2 separate regions of the Homo sapiens genome follow, and region 2 is linked to region 1. The links are chromatin loops, found by intact Hi-C in ENCODE. Cell type or tissue: natural killer cell. All regions are shown on one strand. Links, peaks and the distances in the headings refer to the core of each region. The heading gives the core; the rest is flanking DNA.

What was found. Hi-C counts contacts between places; a loop is a spot of excess contacts. Peaks named below come from ENCODE experiments on the same cell type or tissue, not always from the same donor. Only the 100,000 strongest peaks of a DNase experiment are listed, where the experiment ranks them.
Region 2: it touches region 1 in a loop (2.6-fold over the local background); 4 of 110 quality-filtered maps call a loop at or near these places.

Annotation. Positions count from the first base shown.
Region 1 is chr2:8,281,324-8,284,242 of GRCh38, reverse strand. All of the region lies in intron 7 of LINC00299 (long intergenic non-protein coding RNA 299), which reads left to right. Among named protein-coding and RNA genes, the nearest start is that of LINC00299, 46 kb to the left of the region's middle. RefSeq lists an enhancer at 2,311-2,811. In natural killer cell, for the core only: no CTCF peak of the experiment used is centred there; DNase peaks (open chromatin) are centred at 1,162, 1,282, 1,622 and 2,152; H3K4me3 peaks cover 1,394 bases; H3K27ac peaks cover 2,500 bases.
Region 2 is chr2:8,227,949-8,230,867 of GRCh38, reverse strand. The region is part of intron 7 of LINC00299 (long intergenic non-protein coding RNA 299); the gene reads left to right. Among named protein-coding and RNA genes, the nearest start is that of LINC00299, 99 kb to the left of the region's middle. RefSeq lists an enhancer at 820-999. In natural killer cell, for the core only: no CTCF peak of the experiment used is centred there; a DNase peak (open chromatin) is centred at 1,107; H3K27ac peaks cover 742 bases.

The DNA of each region.
Region 1 (2,919 bases), core at 227-2,726:
ATCCCTGGGAAAGGGACAGTTGGAGGGAAGTCCAGAGGCAGACTAGGGACCCCTGAGACATGCAGGCCGGGGTGAAAGTGCTCTAGGAGGGACGAGTGTATGCAAAGCCATGTGTTAGAAGAGATGAGAGCGGACCAGCCTGGCTGAAGCCAGGGCACCGAAGGGGAGGGACTCTGGGTGAAGTAGGTGGGGACCATTTTAAGGACCTTAGCTGCTGTGGTTGATTCCTACTAGTAATGAGAAGCCTTGAAAGTAATTTAAGCCGAAGGTAGTGGCTGGTGGTGACTGATGGGATGTGTCCCAGAGCTAGGGAGGATTGGTAAGAAATAAGTAACTAAATATATAAAATGATTTTTGCAACTTGGAGAGAAAGATGAATGCAGGGCCAAATCACCCACCTTTAAAAAGGATCAAGGCAAATTGTGGGAATAAATCTGAATTGCGCCCCTACGTATTGATGGCTATGAACACACTTTAGAAAGGGGATAGAAGGGGCTGGGCACGGTGGCTCACACCTGTAATCTCAGCACTTTGGGAGGCCAAGGCGGGTGGATTGCCTGAGGTCAGGAGTTCGAGATCAGTCTGGCCAACATGGTGAAACTTCTTCTCTACTTAAAATACAAAAAAATTAGCCAGGCATGGTGGCATGCACCTGTAATCCCAGCTACTCGGGAGGCTGAGGCAGGGGAATTGCTTGAATCAGGGAGGTGGAGGTTGCAGTGAGCTGAGATTGCGCCACTGCACTCCAGCCTGGATAACAGAGCGAGAGTCAAAAAAAAAAAAAAAAAAAGGGACAGAAGGTTGAAATGCCACATGCTGTAACTATAGGCTGCGGAAAAGACACACAAATGGAGAGTGCAGTGAGAGACAGCTTTCTCAGTGTTAGCAAAATCACAACTATATGGGCTGCATTCTTCTTTTTTAAGTAAAACGGAAAGAAATTTTGTTTCGCCAGGATATCTGCAACTTTATTTCTCGAAGCAAAAGTCAAGGTCTGATAATCGCCTCAAGATGATGGTTTGTGGCTTAGTAGAGCCTCGCGGCACCCTTGGCTCTGGTGTTTCCTTTGCGCTCCCTCTTGCAGTCACCTCAATTTACTGATTTCATTAGGAGATAAGGGGGACAAAGATGGGTTATAATACTTGAGAAAAATGCAAAACCATTAGCAGGTCATTGTTGAAGTCAGAACATGCCCTGTTAAGCTTCTTAGGCAACCCGTGGCAGCCAATGATACGGGGATTAACCTGTCCGGTGTGTGTGCGTGCATGTGAGTGTGCAGGCCTGCATGCGTGCACAGGCCACGCGCCCATCTGCCATGAGGAACTTACATACGATAAGCTCTGTCAGTGAAGTGATGAATACACGGGTTATTGACCAAAACAGTTACTTTTTACTTGCCTTTCTGTTTTCTCTCATTCTAAGTTTGAGGCTCCAGTTAAACATGCATCTGTTTGGCCTTAGGGCTGTATTTGGGTGGGCAGGCAGGAGGCTCTCTGAGCTTGGTTCTGCTAACCAGCTGGGTCAAAAGGTATAATTGGATATGACGGTTAATTTTGAGAATCAACGTGATTGGGCTAAGGGATGCCCGGGCAGCTGGTAAGCATGACTTCTGGGTGTGTCTGGGAGGAGCTGAGACTGAGTAAAGAAGACCTGCCCTCCCCAGTGTGGGCAGGCATCAGTCAGCCTGCTGACAGCCTGAACCCAACTTAAAGGGGGAAGAAGCGGGGGTTCTCTTTTCTCGGATAGAGCGGGGACGTCCGTCTTTTCCTGCTGTCCTACACTGGTGCTCCTGGTTCTTGGGCCTTTGGACTGAGACTGAACCACACCCCCAGCTTTCCTGGTCTCCAGATTGCAGACGGCAGATCGTGGGACTTCTCAGCCTCCACCGTGTGAGGCACTTCCCAGAATAAACCTCCTCTTCTCTATTTATAATCTATCCTATTCATTCTGTTCCTCTGGAGCACCCTGGCTGAAACACTGGATGACCACCGCAGCTCCTGTGTGGCCCGCCCAGTGGCCAGAAGGTGACACAGTTTCACCGTGGGGTGTGATGTGGCATCTGAGAGGCTGCCTCGGTGGCTGCTCCTCAAAGCTGAAGAAGCGAGCAGAGGGTCGGTCTCTCCTCATCTTTGCCCCGCGGAACGAGATAAGGGATGGGCCGGCTAGCTGGCGGAGGGCGTGTCCTCACTTGAAGTCTTGAGACTTCAGAAACAAAACTGAAGATACGTTTTAACACTGAAGGTTGTTGGTGCTTGTGGGAGTTTAAAGAGCAGGAAGGGAATTTTCCTCCGTCTCTGTTGTCCTTGTTTATTTTTGGTGCAGGCAGTGTAACAATTTGCCAATACCTGATATGGACGTTTCAGAAGATTGTGGGTTGAGGGGTTTTCAATACTTGTTTGAAATTGTTGAAATTGTCTGAATTGTTACGATAATTGTATGGAAGCATTATGCTCAGAGGAAGGTGGGGAGCTGCTGTGTTTTCGAGGGCAGGGCAGGGCAGGAAGAAACAGGCTGCAAGTACAGCAAGCAAAGGGTGAGGCGGGTGGACAGTTGCGGAGTCTCGGGTGGGGGCTGAAAGCCAGGCCCCCTCCTCACCTTTCTGAGTGGGGCTGGCTGAACCACAGGGCCACAACCATGGGCTTCCTGAAGGCCTGCCTTTCTTGAGGGTGTGATTTTATGAATTGAAAATTATTTCAATTATTCAGCTAGCCATTCATTTACTGCTTTTAAATTTGTGAACTTTGGAGCTGAGATAATAAAACCTAAGACTGAACCTTCACCTTTAGCAGCACTGTATCTTCTAAAAATCAACATTGATACTAAAATATGTGGCTTCTAGTTCTGCCCAGGTCCACGTGGCTTTGAATAATTACCACTCTCGGTGCTTGTCCATCTGTAAACGGGGAATAATAGCACCAA
Region 2 (2,919 bases), core at 121-2,620, 53 kb after region 1:
AGTTTGGGAAAGACTTTTTTCATGAGTCTTACCCATCATTTATCAATTTTAAAGTCTATGAGTAGCTTTGAATACAAAACTGCATGTGAAAATCATTGTGTCTACTATTGAATAATTGACTAATCTGTCACTCACAGCTCCTGAATGAGGTTCCTGTCTAATTGCACCTGCCAGTTACTGATTGCACCTGCAATTAGGCAATTGTGGGGGCAGTTTTTGTGTTTCTGTTTAATTGCCTGGGCCAAAACGGAGAGTACCTTTTACAAATCTGGCCTATTATCTCATTGTGAGCCTTTGCAAATACAAGGTGACCCCAGGAAGAGATGGAGAAAATATATAGTTTTATTTGCTGCACACCAATTAATGTCAGTAATCTAGTGCCAACATTCCTATACTTTTCTGGTTTAGTAAGAAATTTACATATATTGGAATCCATCAATATCCCAGAATATAATTTATACTTCAATTTGCTACTATTTTATTATGACACACATATCAAAAGTAGTTCTAATTCCTAAAAAGTTTCTATATACATTATACTTGTTAAAGAACTTTTCAAGTGGTTACTGAGGTTCTGTTGTTCATGAGGAAGAACATAAGACCCCTTTTGTTGTTGCCTTTTTGGTCTTATTTACTGTCTGGCAGATGCAGAGATGTGCTGTTCAGATTCCCTTTAAAAAATGGACTTGCTGGCTAGGCACGGTGGCTCACACCTATAATCTCAGTACTTTGGAAGACCTAGATGGGAGGATTGCTTCAGCCCAGGAGTTTAGGACCAGAATGGGCAACACAGTGAGATAGCTAAATTTTAAAATTAGCTGGGCATGGTGGCTTACACTTGTAGTCCCAGCTACTTAGGAGGCTGAGGTGGGAGGATTACTTGAGCCCTGGAAGTTGAGGCTGCAGTGAGCTATGATTGCGCCATTATACTCTAGCCTGGTGACAGAGCAAGATCTCAAATTAAAAAAAAAGAAAGAAAGAAAGAAAAAGAAAGAAAGAGAAAGAAAAGGACCTGCTTCCTGAGGCGTAGAGTGTGGCTAACTCATAGTCTCCAGCTGCAGCTGCTTGGAGGTTTGCCTCAGCTTTGCTGAGTCATGCTGTTCTCAGGGCGGCCCTACCGGTTGCCCCTGCAAAGTTGTGGTAACAAGAAAGAACCGACTCTGCCCCACATGGGACTTCTCAAAGACAACCTTAGCCTTGGATCTCCCTGGCAGAGACTTTGTTTCATCATTTGTCGTTGCTCTCTGCCAGCTACCCTGCCCAATCCTGCGTCCTCCCTTTTCTTGCTTAATAGGTGTCGGTCTCTAACAAAGCGAATCGACTCTCAACCTCCATCTGGGCATCTGCTTCCTGGAGAATCCAATCTGCAACCACCATCAAGTAAAGATAAATTAGGAATAGCTCAGAGGATGTTTATTTTATTGAATTATTTCAGACCCAAGGCTTCTCTCCAAAAACTGTTTTCAAGGAAATCTATTTTTCTGTGAGATTATATAAGAACTGCCTCTTTTCTATTTCTTTGTTTTCATTCTTTTTTCTCACCACCAATATCAAGGGATACCATGTGTAAAATGATTTAAAGAATGCATGTTAGTTTAGAATCTAAATTTCAAAGGATTTAAGTTTCTACTTCAGTAATAATTATTACTATTTATAGGGATTAACTCTTCCACACATTTCTAAGTGAAATAAAAGTTAGCTCTAAAGAAGTACTACAAGTTGGAAGAGACATTTTACCTTTACGTTATCACATCATCAAAGCAATGTGGCTTTCATTTTATAAATCTTATTAAGTTTGCTTGCCTTTTCATATTAGCATTTATTACGATGCTGGATAATGTTACTTGGCGAAACTTGTACTTTCTGTCTGCCAAAATCTACATTACAAGATCTACATAAGCACCATTGTACGTAGTGTTTTCACACTCCCAAGAAATATTAATGTTTGGGACTTGAGAATAAGAAGCTGGAATTCCTGAGAATTCTAGGGAATCCCTGAAATTGTAAGTTAGTCTTTATTTTTTAGTAATATTTTATATAAATATTTTAAATTAATTATAAGTGATCATACTAATAAATAGTAAATCATTTTTAATAGTGCTATGATAAAACTTTCAGAAACTTTCTGCAAACAAAATATATGATAGCAAATGCATGGTTTATTATGATTATGAAGTGATGTATTGCTGACAAGATGAAATATTTTCATAACTGCAAGAGTGATCTCTTTTTGATAGAACCATTCCATAATAGAAAACATTAAGAGAACTTTAACACAAAATATACGCCAAATAAAAATTATTTAAAAGTGGAAAGATATTATCAAAATATTAAATATCTAAAAGTTGCCATTCTTAAAAATAACATTTTAAAACACTCAAAACATCAGTTGCCATGTGCAATAGTTTTGATCCATGTTTTGTAACAAATACCTAAGATGCACACAGTTTTTTTCTATTTCATGTCGAGTTGGTCGAATTATAAATGTGCCTCCAAAAGCACCCTCAATTTGATTATTAGGGGGCATGTTGCTTGTCTCCTATTTTAACAGTGAAAATAGTTTGTCTACTGGTCCTCATTTTGGTTTTGCCTTCGAAAGCCATCTTACTTTTGCTAATCTGAATTTCATATCAATTTCTGATTTCATGTAGAAGTATTCCACATTGATGTCTTATCTTTGCATTTCTCCTATTAAAGTATTCACAAAGAACTGTAGCCTCTAGTAAATATTCAAACATTGGAAAATGCTAAGGAATATCTTGGGGTATTATTCCAATAATGTAACACTTGGATCTCCCAGCATTTTTAACAGAACTACACAGAATCATGTCAGTGTTGCCAAGTTAAGGATTTATTTTGCTTCCAAAATTTGTTATTTCTTAGAACACCAGTCATCGGATTTGTGTAAAGTGTACTCTG